Linked DNA regions of Homo sapiens: region 1 is linked to region 2. Evidence: chromatin loops called from intact Hi-C (ENCODE). Cell type or tissue: chondrocyte. All regions are shown on one strand. Each heading gives the region's core, and the rest is flanking DNA. Links, peaks and the distances in the headings are about the cores only. Region 1 has its middle 8.3 kb from the start of RNF169. Region 2 overlaps TPBGL (trophoblast glycoprotein like).

Region 1 (10,794 bases), core at 1,606-9,605, 510 kb before region 2:
GCTAGGTGCTAGGGACACAGTGGAGAACAAGACAGACACCGACACTTGTATTCTAGGTGCTCTGAATCCTCTTTGCTGGTCTCTGAGTTAGCTCCGTTCTGCTCCATACTTCTTTGTTATAGCACTTACTACATTGTATTTTCAATAGGTTTTGTGTCACCTCCTCTATAGTGAGTTCTTTGAGAACATAGACTACTATTTAATATCTTCCCTAGCCTTCAACACACAGCTTTGCACATATTTGCTGCTAAATAAAGGTTTGTTGAATAATATCCTAGTTCCTTCAAACAGTCCTCATGTGACATGCTATTTGTGACTAAAAGGCCACCTCCTCCGCCACAGGTTGCTTAATTATGTAAAATTACCATAGCGATAAGGATCATAGGGATCAGTGTCAAGGAGAGACTTAGCCTAGTCCGCTTAATTCTGTCCATAAGATTCTAAAAGAAGATTCACCACAAGAAGATTACATAATAGAGACTCTACACCAGTGGTGTGCTGGTAAATGTTTAACAACTGGTTCTCCAGGGGAAAAAAAGTGTTGTTTTTTACAGTTGCCAATGTCTGTGGTGTAAATACTCCCACTGTGGCCAATTCATGCTACCAATGTGACATCACTGAAAGCGCAGTGGAGAAGAGAGGCACAGTGAAATACCGTTATACAGTATTTCCTCCCTATCGACATAGTAGATGTAAATAACCTCAAGAACATTGAGAGTAGTAATTAGGAAGTGATGACTCAGTTTTTATTACCTCTGTTTTAAGTGTAACTTATTTAATTATACGTTATGTTATTTAATTTTTAGGAATGATTGTGTTCAATAACCAGCTTGCAACATTTCTGAAAATTTAACCCCTGGCTCTCCTTAGCTGGTAAAAGCCCCCTCTAGTACGCTGCTTTTACATGATTAGGTGCTGAAATGCAATGAACAAATAGCCTCTTTAAAGCTGAGTTCAGCCAGTGGTGGTGGCATGTCTGTAGTCCCAGCTTCTCTGGAGGCTGACGTGGGAGGATCACTTTGAGACCAGCCTGGGCAACATTGTGAAACCCTATACCATTTAAATAAATAAATAAATAAATAAATAAATAAATAAAGCTGAGTCCAATTTATTTACATTAGGAGGAAAGTCTTATTTAAAGGACCTTCACAGTTAATTTATTTGTGAACAATTCCTACCCTACTCTCACCCCTCAACTGGGTCAGTTACTCACCTATATAACAAACATTTATTTAGAACCTACTATCATTTTTGTATTTATTTGGCTCTCCAGATGTTGTGCATATAGTTGGCCTAAATAAAAATGTCTGTAGAATGGATGAATGAATCCTCAGCACCTGAAATAGTGCCTGATGCATTGTGGGTGCTCGATCAGTATCTATGTGAGTGAATGGATCTTCTTAAAGTGAGGCTCATCCGTATTTACATAGGTTTCCATATGGCTATGTGAATATTCCCAAGTCTTTTTTCTCCCTCATTGAGCCCTCTGTTCCCAGGACAATCTGTACACAGCAAGAGGAGGAAGTATCAGGAAACCAGAATGGGGAACACATAGCCCTTAATGTCAGAGAGCCCTCATGAGGAAAACTGAGTGGGGACATGGTGTCTTCAGCAGAAGACATGGAGTGGGATCATCATTCTTCTAGAGTCTTAAGCCCTGCCACTGGCCAGAGGCCTCCTCTACTGGGGCATCCTCACTTACCAAGTATCAAAGAGAGTGGACCTTGTTCTCTCACCTCCTCCACATTCAGGGGACTTTAGAAAAGCAGTTTGTTCTCAGAGACTTCTTTCAATAGGTCTGTGAGGATGCAGTTAGAGCACCAGAAAACAGTGCCATACAACTTGGGTCACGCAGTTGGAAGGTGGCAGGCACTGTGTCCACCTAAAGGTGGGAATGAAGAGCCACTAGAATTATCTTTTAAAAATGTAAATCAGGCCAGGCGTCATATGTCATGCCTGTAATCCCAGCACTTTGGGAGGCTGAGGTGGGAGGATTGCTTGAGCCCAGGAGTTTGAGACCAGCCTGGGCAACAAAATGAGACCCTGTCCCTACAAAAAACTTAAAAATTAGCTGGGCATGATGGTGTGTACCTGTAGTCCCAGCTACCTGGGAGGCTGAGGCAGGAGTATTGCTTGAGCCTGGGAGGTCAAGGCTGCAGTGAGCCATGATTGCACCACTGCACTCCAGCCCGGATGACAGGGTGAGACCCCATCTCTGAAAAAAAAAAAAAAAAAAAAGAAAGAAAAGAAAAGTAAATTAGTGAAGTCCCTTCTTTGCTTAAAACCTCTCCATTGCACTTAGAATAAAATCCAAAGGGTGGGTGCAGTGGCTCACACCTGTAATCCCAGCACTTTGGGAGGCCAAGGTGGGAGGATCACTTGAGTCCAGGAGTTTGTGACCAGCCTGGCCAACATCATGAGATCTCATTTCTACAAAAAATTAAAAAATTAGCCAAGCGTAGTGGCACAAGCCTGTAGTCCTAGCTGCTCTGGAGGCTGAGGTGGGAGGATTGATTGAGCCTGGGAGGTGGAGGCTGCAGTGAGCCAACATCGCACCACTGTATTCCAGCCTGGACAACAGAGCAAGGCACTGTCTCTAAATAAATAAATAAGAATAAAATCCAAATCATTTGCCAAATATGTAAAGCCTTCCATGCCCTGGCCCTGTCTACACTCTGACTTCAGACCACTCTCCCTGTGCTCACTATGCTCTAGTACACGGGCCTTCTTTCTGTCCCTGGGATACATCAAGCTGCCTGGTCCCTCCTCAGGGATTTTGCCCTTGCTAGTTCTCCTGCTTGGAATGCTCTTCCCTCAACCTTTTCTACAGATAATACTTCATTCAGCTCAAATGTCACTTCTTTAGTGATGTTTCCCTGGTCCAATCTATGTAATGATGCCTGCTTTTGAGTAATTTTCTATCTTATTGCCTTGTTTTCTTTCCTTTCTTATCATTCTCTGAAACATATTTTTCACTTGTATATTATCTGTCTCCCTCATGAGCACAAAAGCTCTGCAACAGCCTAGACTTTAATTTTTTTTGTTTTATTTTCTATTTTTTTTTTTTTTTAAAGACAAAGACAGCATCTCGCTATGTTGCTCAGTCTGGTCTCAAACTCCTGGGCTCAAGCCATCCTTCTGTCTTGACATCCCAAAGTGCTGGGACCACAGGTGTGAGACACTGCGTCTGGCTGTGGACTTTAATTTTTGATCACTGCTATATCCCTAGCTCCTGGAACAATGCCTAATACATAACAGATTTTTTTGTATGTGTGTGTGAACCTAACTTCAATATTTTATTGTCTTCACAATTAAAAAAAAGATGAAGCTTTGAACTAGGTCACTTGGCCCTTTTCTTCCTATCTCCCGCCAGTTTAAAATGCTTGCATCTCTTAATAGTCAGCCTTCTCTTAGCTCTGCAATTGGGCTCAATGCACTCAAGGCTCAGCACAGTCTTTTTTGTGGTTTTAACCTTTTTCTGGAAAATTGGCTTAGTCTGCCCACCCTAGCCACTCTGCTTCTTGTTATAATGCTGCTTTCCCTGGACATACAGTGGATCCTTACCCTTCTTGTACTGCGTCAGTTTGTGGGGTTGGTGCTTGCCTCACTTCTTACGGAAAGTCTGGCAGGTTTTAGGAATGTTCACCATGTTTGTAGGTGTGCTATTGATATAGAAAATGAATTTAAAAAAGAAAGAAAAGAAATGGAGGATGGAATATTTATCTGTGTTATCTGATTCATATGAGTAATGAACCCTAGATTCAAGACCCCAAATCCTTGGAATTCACCCACATTAGTATTTTCATCATCATTATTATTCCCCTTACTTTTATTATCATCTCACCACCATCATTATCAATAACAGCACTGCACGGCACATGGGAGTATTTAACGTTGTTGAATGACTGAATAAATGAATAGCAACTTTACAGCTGACCTCGGACTTCCTTTTTAGTCTTATTTACTCCTCCTCCTCTGCTTCAGTCCAACTTCTTATCTATACTGTGTGTAGCTACTCAGAGTCATTTTCACTGAACACATGCCTCCATGCCTCCTTGTGTTGGCTTATTCTGCTATTCTTTCTATTTGTAATTCCCATTTCCCTTCTCTGATGAGTTCTCATTCTTCCTTTAGGACCTAATTCTGTATTTCATCCAGGTACATAGTCACTTCCTCTTCTGTGCCTCCATATTGCCTTTTCTACATCACTGTTAAATGCTCATCTCTTAAATTATAGGTGTTGTTGTATCTGTCTCCCTCCCTAGATAGGGAGTATCATGAGGGCAGAGATGGTATATTTCATCTCTGTGTTATCAGGAACCATTATTGGACTTGCCATATAGCAGTTTAACAATATTTGTTGAAATCTTCCTTTTTGTATTGGGCATACAGGTTGCCTTGCAGAAGAGTGTGCTAGAGGAGAAGATGTACAATGTTGGTCAGAACATGGTCCCTTGCCCCAAGTTCTTACAATCTAATTGGGAGAGAATCTTTTCATAGAGATATAGCATTAAAACTCGATGTATTCTAGAATTAAATATGAGACTGGAGAAAGCTTGGTGTGGAACATGTGTAGAACTGGAGTAGTGAGTCAAAAGATTTGTTTTCTAGTTTCTACTTTACTAGTCACTCACTATGTGGCTTTGGCAAATTATTTCCCCTCTTTAGACCTTGGTTTTCTTCTCTTGAAACAAAAAGGTTTGATTAGAAGCCTTGGATGGTTTTTTAAAGCCAGTTATAGCTCTGACATTCTGATTCTGGAGTTTGGAAACTGGGTGGAGGAGACCGCGTAGGCTCAGTTTGCCCCCTGGTGGTCAAACTGAGCAACATCGCAGACCTAGGAGACGCCTGCAGGCATTTCCCAGGGATGGGATTGCAGAACACAGAGCCAAGTAAACAAAGAACAGTGGGACGATGACCATTCTAGTGCAGAACCCATCAGGTTTCTCGTTGATCACTAGTAGATTGGTATAGAAGCCTGTCTTCCTTCAGGACAAAGGAACTTGGGAGATCATGCTTTCTGTTCTCAGCCTCCAGCTGAACCCATCTCTCCCGTTTCTTTCCAAAGTAGACAAAGTCAATCTCTGAGAGGCTATTTTGTAGCTCCCCTGACTTTTTCTTCTGCTGCAATCACAGTGCTCTCTTCTGAGGCAAATCCTCCATTCTGCTCAATGTAACTATTCGTCTATTTATTTATGACAAGAAGAGGTTTTCACTCTTCTCATTCTTTTCCTGGGACAGGTCCATGACCCACTCCTTCTTGGAGACTTGGACCAAAGTGAAGGTAGTAGGATATCTTTGATGAGACTGGGAAAATAGAGACTCTGTGAGAATAAGAAATGTGATTTACGCTATAAAAGGTGAGCAATACTAGCAGAGAAAGTTTTGTCTTTTAGATATTTCACTCTGAGTGCAGTTGGGTAAGGCCATTTGCCCATTTCTTTTCCCTCTTATTCTCTATATCTTGAACCTAAGGGATTTCTTTTTTAAAAAATTTTTTAATGATAATTAATTCTCATCTTTTTTTATTATTATACTTTAAGCTCTAGGGTACATGTGCACAACGTGCAGGTTTGTTACATATGTATACATGTGCCATGTTGGTGTGCTGCACCTGTTAACTTGTCATTTACATTAGGTATATCTCCTAATGCTATCCCTCTCCCAGCCCCCCACCCCACGACAGGCCCCGGTGTGTGATGTTCCCCACCCTGTGTCCAAGTGTTCTCATTGTTCAATTCCCAACTGTGAGTGAGAACATGTGGTGTTTGGTTTTCTGTCCTTGCGATAGTTTGCTCAGAATGATGGTTTCCAGCTTCATCCATGTCCCTACAAAGGACATGAACTTATCCTTTTTTATGGCTGCATAGTATTCCATGGTGTATATATGCCACATTTTCTTAATCCAGTCTATCATTGATGGACATTTGGGTTGTGAACCTAAAGGATTTCTTAAAGCCACCTCTATCCTCTTAAAAAACAAAAAGAACAACTCTACACTATAAATATATACAATTTCTATTTGTCAATTAAAATTTAAAAAACAGCTGGGCATGGTGGCTCATGCCTGTAATCCCAGCACTTTGGGAGGCCAAGGTGGGCAGATCACGAGGTCAGGAGTTTGAGACCAGCCTAGTCAATGTGGTGAAACCCTGTCTCTACTAAAAACACAAAAAATTAGCCTGGCGTGGGGGCACGCACCTGTAGTCCCAGCTATTCAGGAGGCTGAGGCAGAAGAATCGCTTGAACCCAGGAGGCGGAGGTTGCAGTGAGCCAAGATCATGCCACTGAACTCCAGCCTGGGTGATAGAGCTAGACTTCGTCTCAAAAAGAAAAAAAATTAAAAACAACTAAATCAAAGAGGAAACTAATTGCTTGGAACTTGGGGCCAGAGCCTAGAGGAACAAGAATAGGGGCCCTGAGTGCAGGGAAAAGAGGAAGAAAGACTGAGGCGAGGAGAGGGAGGTGCAGAGAGGAGTAAGACTAGTTGCCAATTCTAAGTGGATTTATAGGCATCTGGAGGGAAAATGTAAAGCAATTAAAGAGGCCAGGCATGGTGGCTCACGCCTGTAATCCCAGCACTTTGGGAGGCCAAAGCCGGCGGATCATGAGGTCAGGAGATCAAGACCATCCTGGCTAATACGGTGAAACCCCTTCTCTACTAAAAATACAGAAAAATTAGCTGGGCATGGTGGTGGGCGCCTGTAGTCACAGCTACTCGGGAGGCTGAGGCAGGAGAATAGTGTGAACCTGGGAGGTGGAGCTTGCAGTGAGCTGAGATGGCGCCATTGCACTCCAGCCTGGGTGACAGAGCAAGACTCCGTCTCAAAAAAAAAAAAAAAAAAAGAAAGAAATTAAAGAACTATTTTGCCCCACCAATGTGCTTTTTTGTTAGTTAGAATATTTTTCTGACAATGAGTACTTTGAAAGTCACTAAACATAAAAGTGTAACTAAGGCGATAACATTCATTCATTCCACAGCAGCTGGAATATGTCAAACACTGTACCTAATGCTGTTCCTGCTCAAACTGGTCAGCATCTAGACTTTGTCTTCCGTGTTTGCTGCTGAATTCTTAGCACTTACATAATCCTGCCACATAGTAGGTGCTCAATAGATATTTGTTGAATGAATGAATGAATGAATGAATGAACATTAGCTGCACCATACTTTCTCCAGTAATATCTCAACTCTGGGGGTGGGATGAAGCCTGCTTAGATTCTTTTTGTTATTCACTGATAATTATAGAATCGAGATTTATCCTTATAGAATACAAATCCAGGCTAGGCATAGTGGCTCACGCCTGTAATCCCAGCACTTCAGGAGGCCAAGGAGAGTGGATCACTTGAGGTCAGGAGTTTGAGACGAGCAGGCTGGCTAACATGGTGAAACCCCGTCTCTACAAAAATACAAAAAAAAAAAAAAAAATTAGCCAGGTGTGGTGGTGCATGCCTGTAGTCCCAGCTACTCAGGAGGCTGAGGCAGGAGACTTGTTTGAACCCAGGAGGTGGAAGTTACAGTGAACCAAGATTGTGCCACTGCACTCTAGCCTGCGTAACAGAGCAAGACTCCATCTCAAACAAACAAACAAAACCAAAACAAAAATCCATATGTACCAATCCCTTGGGCCAAATATTAAATCTTTCAATTACTTTAGGTTTAAATGAGAGAGGTATATGGTTGCTTAGCATGACACTTGGCACGTGGTAGTTGCTCAATAAATTCTAGTTTCTTTTCTTCTCCAGTTTTCTAGTCTCATCTCCAACCTGATGTTCTAGCCACATCAAATTCTTTGTCAGTCCCACACAGGTCCCAAACTTTTATGCCTTTGTGCCTTGGCTCTTATTTTCTCTCTGCTTTCCGTTGTATCCATGTGGTGAACTTCCTTCCCTCAGTCTTTAAAAACGAGCTCAAATGTCCCCTCTTCTGTGAAATCTCCTGAACTTCCTCTCACCTTTGCTCCCTGCTTCCATGGCATTCTGTTTATGTCTGTTGTAGCCCTTGCAATTCTTCTATAACTCTTCTGTTTTCTGCTATATTTTTTTCTACTTTTGCCCTTCTGTTAGGTTTTGACTTTGAGGGGGCAAGGACCAAGTCTTATTTGTATTCATAGAGTGTTTGGAAAGAGTCTGGAGGAGGCTGGGCAGATGACATGACAAACACAGATGGAGGGATTAGATTTGCAAAAGAATTACCTAGGCCGGGCGCAGTGGCTCACGCCTGTAATCCCAGCACTTTGGGAGGCCGAGGCAGGTGGAGGTCAGGAGATGGAGACTATCCTGGCTAACACAGTGAAACCCCATCTCTACTAAAAATACAAAAAATTAGCCGGACATGGTGGCGGGCACCTGTAGTCCCAGCTACTCGGGAGGCTGAGGCAGGAGAATGGCATGAACCCGGGAGGCAGAGCTTGCAGTGAGCCGAGATCGCGCCACTGCACTCCAGCCTGGGCGACAGAGCGAAACTCTGTCTCAAAAAAAAAAAAAAAAAAAAAAAAAAAAAAAAGAATTACTTCTTCCTCTGAAACAAAAGGGAAGGAACTGAAGATGAATAAAAGTAAGAAGGTAGCAAGAATCTTTAAAGCAAAATGGAAGGGGCCAAATCTCAGGGGGAGATCTGACTTGAGGGAGGAAGAGCACAGGAAGAAGATGCTATCCAAAGAGGACAGGTGGCACTGGTGTGGTCTGAGGGGCTTAGCCTTCTCCTTTTTAGATGTGTAAGGTCTCAGGATGGACTCAGCAGCACTTAAGCTGGAAGGAGAGGTCTTGGGCTTGCAGGAAGAAACAGCCTTGTCTCCACCTGGAACTAGGCTGAATGGCCTTGCTCATATCTGAGTCTTTCAGTCCAGCAAGGAGAAGCTGGAGCCATCAGCTAGAGGGAAGTTTTGTAGTGATGTGGATGAGGAGTGAGGAAGGGGTAGTGGTGGGGTGGAACCATGCAGAGCTATCTGGGTAGAGGTGCTATGAGAAGGATGGTAGGGAATTCTGACAGCAATGCAATCCTCAGAAAGCAGCTGGAGGGGAAGCATTGGTACCTGGGGCTGCACTGCCATTTGTTCCAGTTGGCATCGTGCATTAAAGGGAGTCTGTGAATCCTTCTTCCCATGGTGGTCTGTGGTGCAGGTGGGGCCTTAGAGAAAAGCTATTTGGGCTTGTTCTACTCTAGGCTGTTGGCTTAAGCTTCTTGTATCATTTTATAATCTACCAAGCACCCTTGACAACCATTTTTAGGCGACACTTCAAAAACAACAAGCTAATGTCTCAGTTAGAGTACTTTGATGTAAACAACAGAGACTGTGAGTCATTTAAGAAAAAATGAAATTTACTGAAAGGATACAAAGAGTTGACAGGAAAACTGCAGCATCGGATATGGAAAATGGGCTGTAACCTAGGCAGGCTCGGCAACGGGAACCACAGCCAAGTCTGTGTCTCAGGTACAGCCTGGCATGGCCACCCTCATCATGGCAGGGCCACCCCCCTCAAACCCCACCAGGGCCCCACTGCTGTTGCATACCTACTGTCTCTGTTGCTATGAATAATTCTAAAATTGTCTCTATGTTTTCATGTCACTTGCTGAAGATGCCAAGCTCAGAGAATAGTGGCCAGGTGGCTGAGCCTGGGTCATGTGTCACGTCCTAACTGTTAGGGGGCAGGGAGAAGAATATCCCTTCAGGTTCAGCTTCCCTAGCCTCATCAATACTATATAGAATGGGGAATTCCCTAAATAGAAAGGAGGTTTGGGCCAGGCACGGTAGCTCATGCCTGTAATCCCAGCACTTTGAGAGGCCGAGGCAGGTAGATCACTTGGGCTTAAGAGTTCAAGACCAGCCTGAGCAACATGGTGAAACTCTGTCTCTATAAAAAATATAAAAGTTACCTGGGTGTGGTGTTATGTGCCTGTAGTCCCAGCTACTCAGGAGGCTGCGGTGAGAGGATTGCTTGAGCCTGGGAGGCAGAGGTTGCAGTGAGCCGTGATTGCTTACTGCCCTCCAGCCTGGGCAAAAGAATGAGACCCTGTCTCAAAAAAAAAAAAAAAAAAAAAAAAAAGAGAGAAAGAAAGGAAGGAAGGAAGGAAGGAGGGAAGGAAGGAAAGAGGTTTGGATGCATTTTTGTCAGTTTTCAATTTTCATCACAATCCCAGGCTGCTAGGCTTGAAACTTTAGAATCATCCTCATTGTTATTAGCTTCCCACATAGTGAGTGGCTCTCCAGATTTCTTAGGTGTGCCTTGCTCTCTGTCACCACTATTGCTTTTAGTAAGATTACTCAGCAATGGCATAGAGGAGAGAAGAGGCTGGAAATTGGAAGTTGGACTTCTACAATGTTAGTGCTGGAATGGTCCTTTGAATTTATCTATTGTAGTGGTCTTACCTAGGAGTATTCATTAGAATTCTTATGGCACTAAAAAAAAAAATACACAGCCTGGTATCCCCCACCTGGGTTTCTGGGTTCACTAGATCTGAGGTGGGACCTTGATATATACAGGTGTTTCTGAGGTGTGTCCCAGGTTGAGAACTGATGACTTTCTTTTTTTTTTTTTTTTTTTTTTTTGTGAGCCAAAGATTTATTTCTTCATTTCTTGCATTTGAAATACTCTTCGATGACATCCTTGGCCTGAGACTCCTTGCCATAGTCCTTAACTACTACACAACTGTAACCAACCACTTTATGGGGTTTCCCCTCTCTGTCAATTTTACAGAGGCCTACCCATTCTCCTAGTTTCTTGTTGTCATCAACCTTAATTAGGTTGATTTGGTGTTCAGCACAAAGGGCCTCCACCAACTTGACATACATAGGC
Region 2 (10,794 bases), core at 1,935-9,934:
TGACCTCCCTCGCCAGCTCGGAGCCCTCAGTCCCCTCCGGGGCTTGAGGGCCCTTCCATCCCATTCTGGACTCGAAGCACAGCACCCCCATCAGAATGGTTTTGTGGATTTTGAGCCCTTTGTCCCATCCCAGAGCTCAGAGCCCTCCATCCTGCATGGAGGCCCAACCCTGGGGCTCTGAGGATTGGGCACCCTCCCCTCATCTAAGAATATATTTCATACCCCTGCCCCCCCTTCACCCACCCCCGCCTCTGGCTCAGGCCCTTCCCTTCCTCGGCTCAGGCATGGGGCTCAGCTCCTAGTCTGTCCCTCCCATCCCAGGGACAAGCACAGCCCATCTAGCCTTAGTGTGGAGCCAACTCTCAGCCTTTCCCACCAGGGCGCTGACCTCCCGATACTCAGTGCTGGTCCCCAGTCTCAGACTCTCAGCTCTTCACCCCGATCTGACTTTCGTCCTCCTGCCCAAGCCTTTGGCTCTTGACCCCCCCCCCATACCCAATGCTGGCACTCAGCACCCACCCCTGCCATTCACTAGTCAAGGTCCAGTGAGGAATCCGTCCCTGGGATGTCCTCATCCCCTTTTCGTCCCAGGACGAGCTCTTCAGTCCTGCCGGATAGGTGCAGGTGCCATGCACCCCTAGTGCATACTGGCAGATCCTTGTAGGGAAGGAGAGAGTCTTGGGTGTGTGAAAGGGATAGTGGGGCATCGTGGCCTCAGAGAGGGGCAGGAAGTGGGGTCTGAAGGGCTGGAAGTTGCTGCCCTTCGATTTCTCTATGCTCTCTCCCACCCCTGTGGCTCTTCGCCCTTGGGGATTCCTTGCCACCACCGCTACCACCACCACCTCACCCCGTGTATCTTCTGAAAGAGAAGTAGGTCTTTCCTCCTGCCTCAGGCACAAGCCCTCCTGGTTCAGGGTCAGAAGCTCAGCACCTTGCCTTCTCCATGATCCCAAAGCACAATTGGTGAGTGGGGGAGAGGACCCCCTCTCCCTGACTCCCCACCCTCTAGATCAGGCAGAATGGCTGGCCTGTGCTGCGTCTGCACACAGGAAGTCACCTTCCTTTAATATATTGGCTTGAGGCCTGCCTGCCCTCCCCATACCCAGAAAATCTGGATCTCCCTTGAGCAGTTTTCTATAAAGTCTGCAATAATCTCAGATACTCTACTCTTGTTAGTGGTGCCGTATCATTCCTGCTGACCTTGGAGTACTGATGGGGGTGGGAGGGGACTCTTGGGAGGGCATTTTGGACTTCTTTTTGGTGGGGCAGTGACCCTTGATGCGTTCTCCCAGACTGTGGGAGGAGAAATGGGTTCTGATTGCACATAGCAGGATTAAGGTTAGATACATGGAGGGACTTCCCATTGGGATGACATTGTTCCCCAAGCCAGCCTGCTTTCTATCATCGGAGGAGGGGTTATGCACAGCCAAAGTGGGATTCGACACTTCCTCTACATCCTCTTCCCTCCCGTTCCTCATCTTCAGGATGGGGATGGAGTTAGACTAAGAAACATTAGCCTCAGCCAAGACCATCCGGGAGGAAATCCAGCTACAGAGAATGAGGAGTTAATTCAGACAGGAAAGAGGGATTGTTTGCTGCTTTGGGATCATCCCCTCTAATGAATTATTATCTGATACTCCTTTATGTCCTGTGTCACTTCACACTCTCCTGGCCAGAGGGTAAGACCTGCGTGTTGGGTATGTGAGAGGCTGCGTGTGGGGAGTGTGGATGAAATGACTCCTTGAGATATGTGAAGCCAGGGGACCGGAGGGCCAGGAGGGCCTCCAGGTCCCCAGGCTGGATTGTTTTGCATTCAGGGTCACAGAGCCCTAGAACCATAGGGCAGAAGCCTAGAATTCTGGCATTTTCTAATTTCAGGGCCACATAATTCTAGAATGTGTGCCTTCTAACTATTGAAAAGGACTGCAGAGGTAATGTGGGAAGCCTCCTAAGCTGTCTCAACAGGAGGCATCATCTCGTGATGGGAGGCTCCCTCCCTCCCTTCCTTTCAGTGTCTGAGGAGCCTGCCTGGGACTCTGACAGCCCCAGCTTTGCCATGGGGCCAGGAGCACCCCTCAGCCCAGGACAGCTCTTCACAAGTCAGAGACCGTGCATGGGGCTCCTTGTCTTTTCCCGGCACGCTCTCTACCCCTTCTCCAAGTCATTCCTCATGAGAAAGTATTAAGTCCTCTTGACACATTCCCCTCTGTCAATGACCTCCAAAGGGTGCCCCGCAGTCCCCCAGGACAATATAGTGATGGTCTCTCTAACGCAAGTTAGAGCTTGTTAGTTGATTTTTGATAACTATTGATTTAATACTTAGTTTAGCAGTAGCTCTCATAAAACCTCAAAGATTTTTGCTGACAACCCATAGCTAATTGCAGTTTCACTTGCCAGGACTTACTGTAGTCTTAAGCTACATTAGCAGAGAGCATGTCCTTGGAACTGAGGAGGTGATCTGTAAATCTGTAGATCTCTCCAGTTCCAACGATGTATGTGAGAGCTACTGCTAAGTATCAAATCAATAGTCATCAAAAATCAACAAATTGAGTGTCTACTGTGTGCCAGTTGGTGTTTAACGTTAGTACCATTCACTGATCCCCATTAAATGTCTTTTCTGGGCTGCCATCCTCCTTGCTGTCTGTCAGTGGCCTATAGCCTTATGGGGCTATCAAGGTTCAGGGCCGCCAGCTTCACCTCTTCTACAAACCCAGCCATTCACTCAGCCCTTACTGAATGCAACTCTGCCAGTCCTAGAAAAGCTAACAATCCAGGGAAGGAATCACATTTAATCAAGATCTGGAGAAAAGAAATCCCAGGAAATAATGAGAGCTCAGAGTAAGAGCCCTGACCCCACCTAGACAGACTTCTTAGAGGAAGTCACATTTGAACTGGGTTTTGACGGATGAGTAGAAGTTTGCTGAACAGAGAAAGATCAGAAGTACCAACTTCTGCAAAGGTCTGGAGGCAGGAAGATCTCATTAGCCTGAGGATTGAAGGCCAGCAATGGCTGGGGGTAGGTAGGAGGATGCGTATGGGGTAGAATGGATCTACTACATTCACCACATTCTCCACTGGGAAGCGCTAGAGGGACCTCTGCCCTTGAAGGAAGAGTCAGGAAGGTAGAGAGGTGTGATGGGGGCACAGGCAACTGCACTGTGCCTCCTGCTTGTAAAGCCTGGTTGTTCCTTCCTTCTGCCCATCCTTTTTGTGCCTGGCCTCATGCTGGGCACTGGAGACACAGAGAGGAATCAAACCAACACCATGGCCAGATGAGGGCAGTGAGAGAAGGGAAGGGGAGGGGAGCCCGGAGAAGCCTTGCAGTAAAAAGTGAGATGGAGCAGCCGACTGGCCCTGCCCAGACTCCCTGACACCATCCACTCCAGACTCTTTCTCAGAAGTGCCAGGACCCCACTAAATGGCCAGCCTCCTCCTCTGATCACACACTGGGAGTGCTGTTGGAGTGTGAGGTGAGCAGAGGCCCAGAGGCCTGGGGCCTGCCTGCAGAAGCCAAATGACAGAGGAAGAAATCTACCTCTAGGATGTCCCCTTAAGGAGCAGGCATGGTAAAGAACAGGAGAGGAGAGGACAGGTGTGTATGACTGTCAGAAACGTGGGAGATGTGAAGCCAGCTGCACACCTGGAGAAATGTGGCAGACTTCCCAGGTTCTGTGACCTCAAAAACACTGTGAAATTGCCTTTCAAAGACGTCTCCTTGAGAAGCCTTTTGCTTCCAAGCCCCCTCACCTACTCACACCCTCAGACCTGGGCTGGGAACCAGGGAGGACCTAGCTAGAGTCGAGAGGACTGGGTTTGAGTCTGAACTCAGCACCTGACTTGTCATGTCACCTAGTCCTTAGCCAGAAATACCAGTTGAGACCCTACTATGTGCCAGGGTCTGGGGATTCAGCAGTGACCACAGCAGAACCAGCCCCTGCCTTCCTGGCCCAGCCTGACACTGTGGCCTCGGACACCCCTGCCTGCCTCTGGCTCCGGGTTCCTTCTGTCCAGGCTGGGGCTGGACTTGTGACCTCTAAAGGCACTGCCTGCTCTCCCTGAAGTCCATCTCCTTCTTCATTAAGCCGCTGCCTGGCAGACTCTCGGCCCTAATTTATGGGTATGGCCTTTCCCAGACTGGGAGAAGTGACGGGGGCAGTTAATATTCCTGTGCTAATAATACACTTGGCTGCCTTCTGAGTCCCCCCTCCACCCTTCACCCCTGCCTCACCACCCCCACCTGCTTCCCTCAGCACTGTCACAGGGCGATTTGCCAGGAGCTGGCCAGGCCCATGCAGACCCTCAACTAACCCTTCATTGGATGGGTGGGGAAACTGAGGCCAAGAGTATGCAGGAGCTCGTCCAGGTCACACAGATTGTCAGGAGCAGATCCCGAGCCCAGGATGCCCCAGGGCTACCCCTGCTCTGCCCTGGGTCTGAGCGTCTGGCAGAGCCACCCCGCCTCCTAACTTGCTATCTCCACCCTGTCAGTGCATCCAGGAGCCAGTCCCAAGCCTGAGGTAGCCTGAAGATGAAAATAAGAAAGTGAGCCGTAGAGGGTTGGAAGGACTCTTCAGCCTCTGTCAGCGGCTCCGGACAGGCCTCAGGAGCCCCATGCCAGCATCTTGCAGGCAGCGGCCCTGCTGGGAGTTATGTCTCCCCTCCCTGAGAGGAGAAAGGGGCTTGTCTGGACCTCCAGGCTCTGAGGTCCCAGGCATTAAACTCATTCTTCCTGAGCTTCTATCATCTGAGCATGAGGCTCACCTGGATGAACCAGATCCTGCTCCTGTTCTCGATCAAGATGGTGACCACACACACAGGACACTGTGATCATGGAAGCACAGGGATCCCAGGGAGGCCCCTAACTTAGGGGATCATCCAAGCTGGCAAACTCGGGAGTGAAAGGGGCCACTATTAATCATTACATTGGAGCAAGAATAAACTAGGACTGGCTGGGTGCAGTGGCTCACGCCTGTAATCCTAGCATTTTGGGAGGCCGAGGTGGGTGGATCACCTGAGGTCCGGAGTTCAAGACCAGCCTGACCAACATGGTGAAACCCCGTCTTTACTAAAAATACAAAAAATTAGCTGGGCGTGGTGGCACATGCCCACTCGGGAGGCTGAGGCAAGAGAATCGCTTGAACCCTGGAGGGGAGGTTGCAGTGAGCCGAGATTGTGCCATTGCACTCTAGCCTGAGCAACAAGAGCAAAAGTCTGTCTCAAAAAAAAAGAAGAAGAAGAAGAAGAACTAGGACTGTACCAAGATGCTGGGCCCTGGACTTCAATGACTTTTGACAAGACCTGGAGAGAAAAGAAAAAGTACTAGACTGCTAGACAAGACCAGCAAATCTACCAGCAATAAATAACGAATACACTCCCCTTCTTTGAACCCTATTTTCCAGCTGCACCAAACTATGGGGATGTTAGTAATAGGGCCCAGCTCTTCCATGCCCTGTGCCTTTGCTCACACAGTACCCTCTGTCTAGGATGCCTTCCCCAACACAGGGAGCACTCAAGACAGCCCAGGAGTCCCCCAGTCTTTATGACCCCGCTGTCTTTCTCCTACTGCTGTACCACCCAGAGCTTTCTTTCTACGGACTGGTTTCCTTGCCTCTTGTCTGCACCAGACCAGAAGCTCCCACAGGACAGAGGCCAGACCCAGTCACTTTAAGTCCCCAGTCAGGGTGCACAGAGATTTGTGAACGCTCTCCCAGCCCCTGCCCCCACAGAAATACAAAACACAGAGGAAGAAGCATCACGCAGGACTCTGTGGCCTACCCCTCTGCACGTTGAATGGGTGCTTCCTTTGACTCCCACAACCCCCCCATCATTAAACTGGGGTTTCGATTATATAAGATCCCAGGATGGCTGACTCCGTTGTCTACAAAGTGAGCGAGCAGAAAGAAAATGCAGTTTTAGAATATGTGGTCATGCAAAACACAATTTAGTCTTAGCCTCTTAACTTTGGCACTGATTTATTTGTTTATTTATTTATGAGGTCGGCCTCTGTCACCCAGGCTGGGAATGCAGTGGCGTTATCATAGCTCACTGTAACCTTGTACTGCTGGGCTCAAGCAGTCCTCCCGTCTCAACCTCATAAAGTGCTGGGATTACAGGCATGAGCCACCGCGCCTGGCTAACTTTGGCTTTTTAATACAATTACAACTTCTGGCCCTGCGTTTGGGATCTTTGTCCAGGGCTCTGTTTGGGCAGCCCCTGCTACTGGCTTAGTCTTGGTTCCTCCCCACAGGGAGCTGCAGCGACATCTATTGGCCGATCCGTGTGGGAGCCGAGTCAGCTTTAACTTTTCTTGGTATACATGCGTCATCTGCTGGTGGAGATGGGAAAGTGCCTTTCTTCGTTCAGTCAACAATCCAACAAGTATGTAAGTGCCTGCTGTGTGCCAAGCACTGTGCTAGGAAGATGAGGATACAATTTTAAAGAAAACTAGAGCCGGGTGTGGTGGCTCAGGCCTCTAATCCCAGCACTTCGGGAGGTCGAGGCCGGCGGATTGCTTGACCTCAGGAGTTTGAGACCAGCCTAGGGCAACATGGCGAGACCCCGGTCTCTACAAAAAATGCAAAAAATAGCTGGGCGCAGGGGCGCCCTCCTGTAATCCCACCTACTTAGGAGGCTGAGACGGGAGGATTGCATGAGCCTGGGAGGTGGAGGTTGCAGTGAGCCGAGATCATGCCACTGCACCCCAGCCTGGGCAGCAGAGTGAGACCCCATCTCAAAAAAAGAAAAAAGAAAAAGAAAAGAAAGAAAACCAATAAGATCTCTGTCCTTATAAAACAGTAATAGTAAAAACTAACACATACAGAATTTACTATGTGCCAGAGATTGTTCTAGGTACTTTATATATATTAATCCATCTTGTCCTGATGACAATTCTGTGAAGCAGTTATTCTTATTCCTACTTCACAAATGAGGAAACTAAGGCACGTAGAGATGAATAATTTGCTCAAGATCACACTCCTAATAAGAGGCCAAGTTAGGCTTAGAACTCAGGCTCTGCTCCAGAGCCCTCTTCTTATTTAGACCATAAACAAGCACGATACTTATGAGGGAAATAAGCAGGGTAATGTGAGAGTGAGTGACAAGGAGAGGTCTCCTTTGAGTGGGGTAAGTCATGAAAGACCCCTCTGAGGGCGACCTACCCTGAAGAATGGGAAGGAACAAGCTATGCAGAGAATCTAGGAAAAGTTAATCCAGGCAGAAGCAGCAGCGAGCACAAAGGTGCTGAGACCAAATACTCAAACATCAGGTGGAAGGCAAGTTCTGGCCACTCTACTCCTACACCTCCCCACACTGTCCTTAGACTCATTCCCCACCTGGTCGCAGCTTGGACTTCTCTCATCTGCATCCCTGCCCCAGCTTCCTCCCTGTTCCCCCAGCCTGCAGCCCCCCTCTCTGGTCCCACACTGCAGCCCACACTGCAGTGAAAATGCGTGAATCTGATCCCTCTCCTTACTCTGCCTAAAACCTGTCCCACTGTCTTCTGGATAAAAACAAAGATCTTTGAGGCCAGGTGCAGTGAGTGGCTCACACATGTAATCCCAACACTTTGGGAGACTGAAGCAGAAGGATCAGAGGACAGGTGTTGGAGACCAGGCTAGGCGATATAGCAAGAACTCATCTCTACAAAAAACAAACAAACAAACAAACAAACAAAAAGCTTTTTTTTTTTTTTAACTGATTATCTGTAACTTCCACCCACTAATCAAATCTCCTGCCAGCTTTTCCAGCTCCCTTCACTCTTGTCACTCCAATGTGGTTATAGTTGCCTGAAGGCCCCAGCTTGTCTCACCCTGAGCCTCCCTGTGTGCTGTTTCTTCTACCTGGAAGGTCTGTAGCCCCTCCTTGCCTACCTAATTCCCTTTTTACCCTTAAAAACTCAGTTCAAGACCAGGTGGGGTGGCTCACACCTGTAATCCCAGCACTTTGGGAGGCCGAGGTGAGCGGATCATCTAAGGTCAGGAGTTCGAGACCAGCCTGGCCAACATGGTGAAACCCCGACTCTACTAAAAATACAAAAATTGGCTGGGCATGGTGGGTGTGTGCCTGTAGTCCCAGCTACTCAGCAGAAGAATCACTTGAACCCGGGAGGTGGAGGTTGCAGTGAGCAGAGATTGTGCCACTGCACTCCATCCTGGGCTACAGAGTGAGACTCCGTCTCAAAAAACAAAAAACAAATAACAAAAAACAAAAACTCAGTTCAAGCATTTCGTCCTCTTGGAAGCTGCCTATTTCTCATCTTGGCCACTCTGGCTAAATGTGAGACCTCTCCTTAGGTGCTCTCATGGCACGCTGTGACTACACAACAGGCCCCCTCTGCAATACTCCTCATCAGCAATTCCAAACCTTTAGCATCATGCCTTATCCCCCAATTAATCTGTAAGCAATTTGACTGAAGGGATTGTCTTTTTTTTTTTTTTTTTTTTTTTTTTCTGAGACTGAGTCTCGCTCTATCGCCCAGGCTGGAGTGCAGTGGCGCAATCTCGGCTCACTGGAACCTCCACCTCCCCGATTTAAGAGATTCTCATGACTCAGCTTCCAGAGTAGCTGGGATTACAGGCGCCCACCACCATGCCCAGCTAATTTTTGTATTTTTAGTAGAGACAGGGTTTCACCTTGTTGGCAAGGCTGGTCTCGAACTCCTGGCCTCAAGTGATCCGCCCACCTCCGCCTCCCAAAGTGCTGGGATTACAGGAATGAGCCACTGCACCCAGCCAGGATTGTCTCATTTAATCTTAGTGTCTTCAGGGCCAGCAGAAGCCCCAACAAATGGTACATGCCCAGTAAATATCGTTTGCAGTTGTGAGCTGTAAATTGCTCCATTTCTTTTTATTGAAATTTATACAAAGTCCACTCTTTTTGGCATACAGTTCTATGAGTTTTGACAATTAAGATATAGAGTGTTCCATTGCCCCCCAAAATCCCTCTTCATAGCAGCCCTCCCCCCAAGTCCAGCCATTGGCAACTACTGCTTTGTTTTCTGTCTCCATCGTTTTACCTTTGACACAGTGTCATATAAGTAGAATCATACATGTTTGTCCTTTTAAATCTGACTTCTTTCACTTAGCATAATGCAGTAGAAACTCATCCATGTTGTAGGTATCATTATAGTTTGTTCATTTTTATTGCTGCGTAGTATTCCATCATATGGTTGTACAATCATTTATCCATTCAATAGCTGAAGAGCATTTGGGTGGTTTCCAGTTTTTGACAACTATGAATATAGCCACTGTAAACATTCATGTACAGGTTTTTGAAGGAATGTCACTTTTTATTTCTTTCTTTATTTTATTTTATCTTTTGAGAAAAGATTTCTCTCTGTTGCCCAGGCTGGAGTACGGTGGTACAAACACAGCTCACTGCAGCTTTGAACTCCTGGGCTCAAGCGATCCTCTTTCTTCAGTCTCCTGAGTAGCTGGGATCACAGGCATACACCACCATGCCTGGCCAATTTTTTCCTTTTTTGTAGAGACAGGGCCTCACCATATTGCTTAGGCTGGTCTTAAACTCCTAGGCTCAAGCAATCCTCCCACTTTGGCCTCCCAAAGTGCTTGGATTATAGGCATCAGCTACTGCACCCAGCCACTTTTTCTTTGAAGAGTGGAACTGCTGAATATTATAGTGAGTATGTTCAAATTTATTATAAGAAACTTCCACATTGTTTTCCAAAGTGTCTGTACCATTTTGCATTTCCACTAGCAGTGTATGAGAGTTCTAGTCCCTCTCCATCTTTGCCGAAACCATTTGTTGAAAACAACAACTGAATTTCCTTTGTGCCTTCGTTGAAAATCAATTGACCACCTATGTGCAGGTCTATTTCTGAATTCCCAGTTCTGTTCCATTGATATAGGTGTCTATTCTTTCACCACTGCCACACTGTCTTGATTACTGTAGCTTTCTAGTAAGTCTTCAGACCAGATAGTAGAGTCCTTCAACTTTGTTCTTCTTTATAAAAATTGCTTGGCTATTCTAGATTTTTTACCTTTCTATATAAATTTGGAATCAGTTTCTCTATGTCTTTAAAAGAAAATCCTACAGAGGTCTTGATTTGTATTGTATTGAATCTACTGTCACTTTGAGGAAGATTGACATAACAATATTGAATCTTCTTAGCTGTGAACATGGTATAGCTCTCAGTTTATTTGGGCCTATTTGATTTCTTTCATCAGTACTTTTTACTTTTCAGCATAGAGATTGTGCACATATTTTGTTAGGTTTGTATCTGAGTATTTCAGTTTCGGGTGCTGTTATAAATGGCATCATCTTTTAAATTTCTATTTCAGTTGTTGCATGTTACTCTACAGAAGTACAGTGGATTTTTGTGTGTTAATCATGTTTCCTGCAATCTATCTAAACTCAGTTATTATTTCTAGTAGCTATTTTTTTGCAGATTTCTTAGGATTTTTAATGTAGATAATCAAGATGTCTGTGAATAGAAACCATTTTCATTTTCTTTTTTTAGAGACGGGGGTCTCTCTTTGTTGCCAGGCTGCAATGCAGTGGTGCAATCATAGCTCACTGCCACCTCTAACTCTTGGGCTTGAGGGATCCTCCCACCTCAGCCTCCCAAGTAGCTAGAATTACAGGCATGCACCACGGTGCCTGACTAATTTTTAAATGTTTTTGTAGTGATGGGGTCTTGCCATCTTGCCCAGGTTGGTCTCAAACTCCTGGGCTGAAGTGATCCTCCTGCCTTGGCTTCCCAAAGTGCTGGGATTACAGTTATTTAGCCTCTGTGCCTGGCCTTATTTTATTTCTTCTTTATAATCAGTAGGCCTT

What was found. A loop is a pair of places that touch in the nucleus more often than their neighbours do. Peaks named below come from ENCODE experiments on the same cell type or tissue, not always from the same donor. Only the 100,000 strongest peaks of a DNase experiment are listed, where the experiment ranks them.
Region 1: a loop joins it to region 2, with 2.3 times the contacts of the local background. A loop is called at or near these places in 4 of 110 quality-filtered maps.

What each region holds. Positions count from the first base shown.
Region 1 is chr11:74,735,148-74,745,941 of GRCh38, forward strand. It overlaps the pseudogene RPL36AP38 and the pseudogene RPS12P22. Among named protein-coding and RNA genes, the nearest start is that of RNF169, 8.3 kb to the right of the region's middle. In chondrocyte, for the core only: CTCF peaks have their summits at 4,815 (motif pointing left) and 5,049; no DNase peak of the experiment used is centred there.
Region 2 is chr11:75,242,539-75,253,332 of GRCh38, forward strand. TPBGL (trophoblast glycoprotein like) reads left to right here. Exons shown (of 1, transcript NM_001195528.2): 1 at 1-1,166. Among named protein-coding and RNA genes, the nearest start is that of TPBGL, 7.2 kb to the left of the region's middle. In chondrocyte, for the core only: a CTCF peak has its summit at 6,308 (motif pointing left); DNase peaks (open chromatin) are centred at 6,243 and 6,563.